Regions from separate parts of the Homo sapiens genome. Here region 2 is linked to region 1. Evidence: chromatin loops called from intact Hi-C (ENCODE). Cell type or tissue: gastrocnemius medialis. All regions are shown on one strand. Links, peaks and the distances in the headings refer to the core of each region. The heading gives the core; the rest is flanking DNA.

Region 1 (5,387 bases), core at 213-5,212:
ACAGCATCTACTACACTATTTCATCAGGAAGAGAAAGAGGTTCTGATGCTTTTATTACTTATCCCTGGTCAGAACTCATGGGTACGGGGTTATCAATTACAACATCCCTTCAACCAACTGGCAATACAATCGGATATATTTCTCCTTAACATTCCTACAAGGAAATATCTACAGAGCTAGCTCGCATTTTTCAAATAAAAACATAGCTCTATCAAGAGGCTTTTGGTAGTACAGGTGTTCGGCTTTGGTGAGGTGAAAGGTGGGGCTGAAAAAAGAAAAGTTTGGCAGACTTAATTAATAACAGTAAACAATAGCTATACTTTATTTATTCCACAGGCATCCCATGAAAAGGGAACTGAATCCAAATGAGCCTGGATGAATCACAAAGGTCCAGGCCCTCAAAGGGAATTTTCCTGAGGAACTAGGAGAGCATACATAGAAACTCCATGCGTACTTTTTAGCTGAATTGAATGAAAGCTTATGCAAAATTGTGGCACCCATACTTTTATTCTGAAACAGTGAAGTTTTCAGTTCTAGGTCAGTCTTTTAAAGACAAATTAATAAAGATGTTCTGGGGTTTGAGAATTTTAACAGGAGATACAGAAAATAGCAGAAAAGGAAGACTGGTCTTAGAAGACTTGAGTAAGACAAAGGAGGTAAGGGAAGGTAGAACCTTAGTATTGCATTCTGGCTGTGTCTGAGCAAAGGAAGAAAGCTTAGAGGCGTCTAAGAGGGGCTGACAGATGCAGGCCGCAGGAATGGCAGAAATCAATAATATGAAGTCATAAAACCAGACAGGCATTGAACATTTAGATGGCAGAGCAGACCCAGAAAAAAATTGCAGTGTGCTGTGTCAGTATCTGCAAAACAAACAAACAAAAACCATAAAGGTGACATGCTGCAAATGTTGGCAAGGGAGATCCTGGAATTACTTGCTACTCACTAAAAATGTGTAAACTGTCAGTGAGATAGTCCTAATTTATGGTACTGTCTTAAGTTACTTTAGTAACATAAAATTTTAAAGGCTTGCATAGACTCATTTGGGACTTCTATTGCCCATTCTTAGTTTTGAAATAATGGCCTCAACTGTGAATTCTCTTACGAAGGTTTTTAATACCTAATTTCTGTGTTAGGTAGAAGCCATTGCATGTACACACATTTTACTAACGGACATACACACCATCCACTTGCAGCTCACCAAGCTCCCTAATGTGCATGTTTGTCCACAAGCTCCTAGACCCTGACCATGAGTGAGCTACTGGGACCAGAAGGATGGTAATCCCAGCTCTGTCATTTACTATCCTTGAGATCTTGCAAAATTCCCTTAACTACAGAAAGACACAGCTTTCTTATCTCTTAAATAACATAGGAATGAATATTTGAAAAGCCCTGTCCATCTTGCAAGGCTTTCTTAGAGTTTCAAATGAGATTTTATAAGTGAAAGTCACTTATAAACTTTAAGATGCAATATAAACATAAGAAATTATGGTGGCATGTGTAGAGAGTATAGGATTCTGCTCATATTATGTAACGAGTATAGAAATTATCCAGCAAAATTGGTGAGAAAAAAATAGTTTAAATATAAGTTCATTTACATTTGGCCATTTTTCACCCTAATAATACAAGCTACCACAACATGAAACATAATAATAAATGAACTTGCTCATGGTTACTGTGGAAATGCTTTCATAAAACAGCTATGTCTGGTGTGATTTAAAAAAAAAAGCCAATATTTACCAAGTGCACTTAATATGGGCTGGCACTATTCTAAGAGTTTTAGATGTATTAAAACTCATTTAATCCCCATTACACCCCTATGAGGAAGGTAATATTATAATAGTAAACTCACTTTACTAATGAGAAATCTGGGGCTCAGAGAGGTTAATTTGCCCAAGATCACATAAATAGGAGGGGTGGCACCAAGAGCTGAACCCAAGCAGTCTGGCTCCTAACCCAACACAGTGATATACTAGAGAGAGAGAATATCAGCACTAACATTGAAAAGTTGTAACTGTGGGAAGGAGGTAGAAAAGGACGGTCAGGGAAAGAAAATATTTGTAAAATGTTAATCTGCTTAATGTTTTTACCTAACCTCTTCCAAGTGTACAAAACTTTGTGATTAAAAACAAACACCTAGCCCACAAACATACAGTCTAATAACCAGGAGTCTCTTTATTTCTCATAAAGGGATTTATCTGTCCTTAATGGTTCTGCTGTCTGATCTCAGATGGACCTAACCCCATTCCCCATTCTTAATTACCAGCAATTCAATTTGAACCAGGGTAAATGGACAGCTTGATCATATCTGCAGTCTGACACCAGAAATGCTATGACAACCACCCATTTTTCTTTAAAAAAATGATCTCGTAGCTTGTATCATGTCCTGTCTTTCATCTTCTGGAAGAAGAGAGATGGAATGTACAAATAAGCCACACTGTTGGCCAGAAGCCTGTGTGATAATAAGCCCTGATCTCCCATAGGTCAGAGTACGATACCAGACCATTCAGAGCATACAGGGCAAGTCAAATGCCCTGTGAGCTTCTGTGACTACAGGAAAGAACAGTCATTTTGAACCTTTTGGGTTTCTGCCAGGGGAACTTTATTCAGTCCCCAACGTGAGCACCTTCTTTGTGCCAGGCACTGTCAGACACCGGGGACACAGAATGAATATGACCCAGTCTCTGCCCTGAGGAGTTCACAGCATAGCAGGGCAATGCAGATACATAAATAGCCACCTGTGATGAGTGCTAAAAAAAGGGACAGGAGGAGAGCACACACAGAGGAAGGAGAGAATGGAGAGGGGTACATATTCAGGAATTATTTCTGATTAAGATGAATGGGATTTGGGATTTAACTAGGTGGGGTGGGAGAGAGAAATGATCCTAAAGTTTCTGGCTCTCAGGTCAGCTCAGACCATTATAGAGAAAGACTAGTTCTAAGAGGCTATGTCTGAGCTCATGTGCTCAAAAGCCCCAAGTGACAAGTTTCAAACCACCATTAGCGCCATCTGTTGGCCACAGTAGGAGGTGACATACACTGGGCTGGCATTTGGCTTTATGGAAATGAGCTGTGAAAGTTACCAAGTAGAGGACACCTGTATATGATAACATCCTTAACCTAGAGGCATAAGAAAGGATAGTGGTTTGCAAGCTTGTCTAAGCCAACTTATTTTGTTGTTGTTGTTCTGTTTTGTTTTGTTTTAGGCTTTTAGCGGCCTGTAGCCATTGTTTTTAGTTTCTGTCTGTAGAGATAAACAGAAAAGAGGGGTGAGGAAGGGACTTCACTGACCCAACCAGAAAGGGAAACTAAGAACTCACGACTGTATTCTCTCCCTTGGACACTTTACTAAACTATACAGGCTCTGGGGTCAGACTGCATTGGGGTATAAACTAATAGTACATGACATTGGTCTTTTATCTTGTCTAAGACTCGGATTTTATTAAAATGAAAAACGACAATAAAACTGTAACTATGTCACAGAACCATTTTGAAAATTAGAATATATGCTACATGGACAAGAACTCTCATATACTGGTAGTGCGAATATAAACTGAGAGTACAATTTTTGAACATATGTATGTTCTATGACCTAGCAGTTTCACTCTTAAGATTATACGCAATAGAAACGTGTATTATGGGTGCTGAATGGTACATATATATATATATATGAAAATTTCCTAATAGTCCTGCTTGTGATAATAATAAACTAAAAATAAGCAACATTTCCAGCAACAGAAAAATAGATACATAAATTGTAGTTATTCATACAATGGGACACTACACAGTAATGGGCATGAGCAATCAACAACTACACATAAAAAGATAGACAAATCTTACAGACATAAAATTGAGCAAAGAGGCCAGATACCAAATACTACATATTGTATGACTCCATTTAAATAACACACAGACACAGGCTAAACTAATAAATGTTAAAAAGTCTGGATGACTGGCCAGGCACGGTGGCTCATGCCTGTAATCCCAGCACTTTGGGAGGCTGAGGCGGGTGGATCACCTGAGGTCAGGAGTTTGAGACCAGTCTAATCAACATGATGAAACCCTGTCTCTACTAAAAATACAAAAAATTAGCTGGGCGTGATGGCGGGCACCTGTAATCCCAGCTATTTGGGAGGCTGAGGCATGAGAATTGCTCGAACCTGGGAGGCGGAGGTTGCAGTGAGCCGAGAACATGCCATTGCACTCCAGCCTGGGCAGTAAGAGCAAAACTCCATCTTGAAAAAAAAAGTCCGGATGATTATCACTGGGTAGAGGGTTAGTAACCAGGAAGGGAGCATTAAAGCATTAAAGAAGCCCCTAAAATGCTGGCAATGTTATTTTCTGATGTGGATGCTGCTTACCTGAACGTATTTACTTGGTAAATTTTTTTTGATTTTTTAAAGTTGAAAATAATTTTCAATCTTTTAAAAGTGCTCTTCTACTTTCAAAAGCTCTCAGCACTGAACCTGCTTGATAACAAGTGTTCAGTATATATTAGGTATTGAAATGTCATGAGAATGAAGAAGAGGATGATGAAGAGTCAAATAGAGGAGTAATTCAGAGGGAGAGCTGGTGAGTATTACTTCTGCTACATTCAGAGACATTCTTCAGTTCAGTAGACAGTCTTGGAATCCACAACAAAGTACAAGATTGCTAAGGAGAGCTTCTAAGTATGAAACCTGGGAAAACACAAGATAGGCAGAGAAGGAATAATGTGGGAGAGAGACTTAACAGAAGGTAGGAAGAGAAGTAAAATAGGATCATGGTTCAAAAACAAGAGAAAAAGAGCCTCCCATGAAATGTAGTTTGTAGTGTGTGGTGTCAAGAGTTTTCATGCTACACAAAAATTGGGACAGACGAAGACTACATATCGTCCCATGGATTTGTCTGCGACCCCAGCTGGAACAGTTTTAGAAGAGCTGAATTTAGAATGGAACTTGAGGGAGTAAAATAGTGAGTCGTGTGCCACTGTGGGCAATGAAGGGAAGGGAAGAAGCATGACATTATGTCTAGATGAAATAGGTGATGGCAATGTCCTTATTACAATATTTAAGTCCTGAGTATTCTATTAATAATAATTTGAAAGGACAGTGGAGAGGAAGCAATAGAAGATACAGAAAAGACGAGGTAACTGACAGAATAAGGTCCTTGAGGAGGGATGAGGGAAATGATCCTGTTTTGGTGACAGTATGTTTAGGTACTCTTCCAATACACAAACCTGTGTAGGAAATAAAGGGCACTCTAGTCTATCTCTAATATTCTGTGGAAGCTTGTATAAGCCACGTGATATCTCTGGGGCTTTTATCTGTGGAATGGAAGACATTCCAGACTAGATGAATCTTCTCAGATTATTTGTATCTCCAACATTCTTTGATCACTTTGAAAGACAA
Region 2 (5,387 bases), core at 206-5,205, 170 kb before region 1:
ATTTTTAGCTCCCGACAAATCCCTGTGGCTCTCAATACAAAGGAAAGATGAGTGACTAGGCTTACTCCTTTCTCTTGGCTGGGGGAAAAGAAAAAGGAAACGAAAAAAAGAAAACCAACCTGAAGTTTGTCGCTATGTCGCTTTTCATTTTTCAATGTTAATTTGGAAATTTGCTTCAACTTGCTGTGAACCTTTCCACAGAAATATATTACACTGAACAGAAGTGTTTTAAAAATACTGGCGCACTCTGGTAACCGTCTGTCACTCTTTGCGGCACATAGCAATTTAAAATTATTGGAGCTCTTAAATTAAGTGCTTAAATTTGAAGGTGATCACCACTTTGAGCATGTGGATTGCACAGCTATCTCAACTATAACAGTGCTTCAATTTCCTTTAAGCAGGTCATTTTAGGGAGCGATAAGGGAGTCTGATTGCCCAGCATGCATTGATTTAAAACTACTGGAGTCGTCAATTCATTTCTACAAGCACTTCTGTTTGGGTGCAATCTTACTCTGACGGCTTAAATTGGTCTAAATTGTTCTATACTGCACATGCTGAAAACACTAATGTATTTTAGTAATCTGCCTTTTGGGGGGCAAAATTAACAATAATTTCTGGCTAAGCCAAAAACAGTACACCAGCAGATGTATTTGCCTTTCAAAAACACAAGGTCACCTAGGTGAGATTTTTGGTGTGTCTAATGTCTAAAAGATGTAAAGTGAAAATATGTATTGGTTTTTCAGAGACATTTGGCTTAACATACTGTATTCAATTTCTCAAAAATAATACGAATTTTATCAGAACGGAATACCTGTTGTAGAACTCTGTGTCCTTACTAGAACCCACAAACTAATATTTTATTGCATCCAAAATACTGAAAAATCATGTTTTGCAGTCTGTCTGTACATAGGAAATAAAAAAGCTTTTCTTCAATTCAACATACCCCAGGTAAGTTACAAGGAAAACAAACAAACAAAATAAACCACAGAGTATTAAGAAGGGAAAAAAGCCAATGCGTAAAATGTCTTAGATAACAGATCCCAAAAATCCCACAATCATATTTATATTCCCAGAAAAATAAGTTTTGCTCTTAAAAATAAGTGAGGAGATACACCTAATGTTAAATGATGAGTTAATGGGTGCAGCACACCAACATGGCATATGTGTACATATGTAACAAACCTGCACGTTATACACATGTTCCCCAAAACTTAAAGTATAATAAAAAAAATTAAAAAAATAAATAAAATAATGTTCCACAAAAAAAAAATAAAAAAATAAGTAAGGAAAGGCTGGCTCAACTGCAACAGAAATTACAATAACAAAACAACAATAGTTAACATGTATCAAACACTGAGTGCTTATTTCAGGCAATCCTCACAGTAATCCCATGAGGTAAATATTACAGTCCTCCTTCCTTTTCTTTAAAATTATTTTTTATTGGACAAATTCCTATATCTGCAAAAATATATTTTTAAGGCAGGTCAGAACAAGAAAGTACTCTCTCAGAGCGTGTCGTAGCAGTTTCGTTGAGGTATGGCATGCATACCATAAAAATCGGCCATTGTAAATACAAAATTCAACTGATGGTCATTAAGTTTATAAAGTTACACAATGATCTCCGCGATCCAATTTTAAAACATTTCCATCACTCCCAAAAGTTTCCCTCTGCTCATTTGCAGTCAACCCCCACTACTAACCCAAAGCCCAGGCAACCTCTGATCTAGGAATTTTGTACAAATGGAATCACATGCTCTGTTGTCTTCTATTTCTGTCTTTGTACCCATAGCATAATGATTTTGAGGTTTGTGCTGTAGCACATATCAGTAGTTCTTTCCTTTTTATTGCTGAATAGTATTGCACTATGGGGCTATACCACAGCTGGCAGACATTTAGGTTGTCTCCATTTTTGTTCCATTATAAATAATGCTATGAATCCTGTGTGTATGTCTGTGTTGACATACATTGTCTGTCATTTGTCTTGGGAGGAAACCTAGGAGTATTGGTGGTTTATAAATTTATGTTTAACTTTGCAAAAAAAAAACCTGCCAAACTATTTTACAAAGTGGCTATTTTATTTTACATGTTTACTTTTTCACTAGCAATGAATATAATATCATTTTACTGAGAGGAAAAGGAAGTTCAACAGGATTAGGGACCTTGTATGAGATTACACAACTAGTAACTGCAAAGCAGGGGTCTGAAGCTGAGATCCCTGATTCCGTATCAGAACTCTTTAAAGTCTCAAAGTTAAATAGATTATTCAAGGTTAAACAAATTTCTCTGTTGCAGGACTTAAGAGGATTTAATGCCCCATTTGATATGAGGAACTTCCAAGAAAAGTTAATAGCATGCAGTGTTTCTTCACATATTGCTCACAGGACCCTTTCCTATCACAGTACCTGTGTTCTGTTGAGTTCTCTAGAAGCAGAGCATGAGACAGAGACCTGGATGCATATAACGTGTTGAAGAAACGAAAGTATAATGGGAGGAGGAAAGCAGGATAGAAAAGAGAAAGGGGCTAAACAAGGATGGTGCTATGGTTTGCATGTTTTTGTCCCCTCCAAAACTCACGTTGAAACTTAATCCCCAATACACCAATGTTCGTGGGTGGGGCTTAGTGGGAGGTGTTTAGGTCATGCGGGCTCCACCCTTATGAATGGATTCATCCCAGTATAAAAAGGGTTTGTGGGAGTGGGTTTGTTTTCTTCTACTTTCCATCATGTCAGGACACAACATTGCTCCGCTTTTGCTCTTCTGACACATGAGGAACAGTTTTTCTCCCCTCCAGAAGAGGCAGCGTTCAAGGCACCATCTGAGAGACAGAGACTGGGCCCTCACGGGACAGAAACCTCCTGGCACCTTTATCTTGGGCCTCCCAGCCTTTAAAACTGTGAGCAATGTATGTCTGTTCTTTATAAATTACCCGTCTCAGGTATTCTGTTATGGCAGCAGTAATAGACTAAGACACTTGCTTTATTACTTACTGCTTGCTACTGTAAAGGAGACAGAAGCCTCAGGTAGGATCCAGATTTGCCTGTTTGAGAGTGAGGAGATGCTCTAAGACATACACTACAAAGCGGAAGTATCCTCCCTGGAGGCAATGGTACAGCATTTTGTTCCCCAAGGCAGACAGTCATTAGCTGTGGGCTCCCCCTCCTGAGAAGGGGGAGGGAAGGAGTAAGAAGCTTCTGGTTTTGGTGCCTCCCAGTTGTGGAGAGCAATGCTCCAAAGAAGGTGGCTGCTGTGAGCCATTAGCAGCCGACAATCACTGAGTGCACTGTTCTGGAGATAGAACCTGGGGTGGAGGGAACCCACAGAATACATTATAGGATACTTTGTACCCTTCCATTGAGACTAACATGTCAAGCTCTTTCTCATCTCTGGGCCTTTGCACTAGCTTTTTAAACTTGAAAACCTTACCCCCATCCAAAATACAATCTGGCTTCTCACCGATCAAGTCTTAGTGCAAAAGTCAATTTGAGAAAACGGAAAGAGAAAAGAATAGTCATAGTGGTTATGGTGGTAGGGGTTAAGAATTAGTCATTAAAACTGACTATAAATTTTCTGCATGACTGAAGGTCTTTCTGAGCTTTCACACCCCAGTCATCAGATAACTGGGAAAACAACAAAGCACTCAGGGGTACAAGGCACTTCTCTCAACTTTGAGTCACTTTTCTCAGAATCACAGGACTGCTGGGTATCACTCAGGACAGGTTAGGTTACAGTACAGTAACAGCTAGTGCCCAAATCTCAGTGGCTTAAAATAAGTTCATTTCTTGCTTATACTACACATCCATGTGGGGCACCAGAGGAGGGGGTGGGGATGCTCTGTTACCAAAGTCACTCACTCCGAGTCCTGCTGATAGATCAGCTATGAATCAGAACATTGCCAGTCAGCAGATACCACTTTTGACCACAGCTCGTTGGTTTAGAACTGCTCCTAGGGTCTCAACCTTGCCACCAAGGGGCTGAAAAGTGCAATCGTGCCAAGTTCTTAGAAGAGAGGAGACCAGGTGAGGAACGTGTAGCCATCCCTTAAGGCTTGCCTTCATCCGATCTATAAATAGTAGGGCTCCGGTTTCTAGTCAATAAAATAACTCCTTTCTGATGGCCTCCTGTGTTGAACTGGTTTTAGAAAGCGCAAAACTTGTAATGGTGTGAGGATAAAGGGCAATTAAAGAGGGCATGAGCAGTGGTTAATGAGCTAGCAAACATTTCTAAGAGAACACTAAAAAAACTACTAAATTCCAAGCCACTAGCCCAGTAAGTTTGCAGTATTTTAAGATGTACAGAGCTTTTCTCCTCTCACTTTGAGGGAAAGAAGGTTGACTTGTTTCTATTTCTAAGGTAAATGAAGGTCAACAAGGCCATAAAACTTATTTTAAGACCAAGCCAGGACAGTGATCTGACAAGGTTATAGAACAGGAAACCTTAATTAAAGTTTCCAAGTTAAGAGAAAGAAATTAACTACTTGATTATATTGTTCTATGTATAAAGAAAGTCTTTCAAAATCCTATATAATTTTGCAAAAGTTCTTTGCAATGAATTTAAAATAAGTCATCTTTGTCAAGGTACTTAGATTTATGACACAAAGGTAGCTTTTAGCTTAATTGTTATTTTTTTCCTCAGAACCTTCTACATGAACAACAGTCAATTAGGAGAGACTTCTTTTACTACTCAGCAGATATGAAGCTGCTGAAGTGTACTTTAGATCCTTTTTTATGAAATTAGCTAAATTTAGGATTCTTTCCCAGTTGCCTGTGAGTTGTCTAGAATAATGTGAAGTTCTAAATTTTTTTTAATGGAAAAGAGAAAACAATCTATTGAAATAGTATTGAGGCAACGTAAGCATAAGCCATCTGTGTCAGTCATGCAAAATTGTCTCCCAAGGTTTAAATTAAGAGGGATCACAGAAAGCACCTGTTTCTTTCCACAGGTATAGGGGGAGCTCAAGAATTGCAATACCCACCTAAGAGTCAAATCTCAGCGTATCTAATTTTTCTTATACTTGCTTTTGTATTTGCTTCTTAGTGAAAGTAACTGATTAGAGAAGTAGGAAATATTCCCCTGTTACTTGGTAGTCCCTGATCTCATCAGTTCTTTGGCCATACACACCTAACCCAATAACTAACATAAAAGAGATGTTACATGCTAAGGCTAAAGAATGCCATGCCTCTTTTTTTTTCATATTTGTGGAGTATCTTTTGTCCAATTATCTTAAAGCAATGCATAGAGAATGGATACCTGTTTTAATAGCATGCTGTTTGACTGAGAGATCTGTCTCTTTGTTCCTTCTACTCTGGCCTTTGTGATTTCCTCAAATATGCCACACTCCCACCTAGGCCTGCATTACATCATGCATAAAATGAAGGTGTTTGATTCTT

The links. Peaks named below come from ENCODE experiments on the same cell type or tissue, not always from the same donor. Only the 100,000 strongest peaks of a DNase experiment are listed, where the experiment ranks them.
Region 2: it touches region 1 in a loop (3-fold over the local background); 4 of 110 quality-filtered maps call a loop at or near these places.

Annotation. Positions count from the first base shown.
Region 1 is chr3:28,665,467-28,670,853 of GRCh38, reverse strand. The region is part of intron 2 of LINC00693 (long intergenic non-protein coding RNA 693); the gene reads right to left. Among named protein-coding and RNA genes, the nearest start is that of LINC00693, 93 kb to the right of the region's middle. RefSeq lists a silencer at 2,923-3,082. In gastrocnemius medialis, for the core only: a CTCF peak has its summit at 3,008 (motif pointing left); DNase peaks (open chromatin) are centred at 2,683 and 3,013; H3K4me3 peaks cover 558 bases; H3K27ac peaks cover 2,713 bases.
Region 2 is chr3:28,839,483-28,844,869 of GRCh38, reverse strand. No RefSeq gene overlaps it. Among named protein-coding and RNA genes, the nearest start is that of LINC00693, 270 kb to the right of the region's middle. In gastrocnemius medialis, for the core only: no CTCF peak of the experiment used is centred there; no DNase peak of the experiment used is centred there; H3K4me3 peaks cover 113 bases; H3K27ac peaks cover 2,216 bases.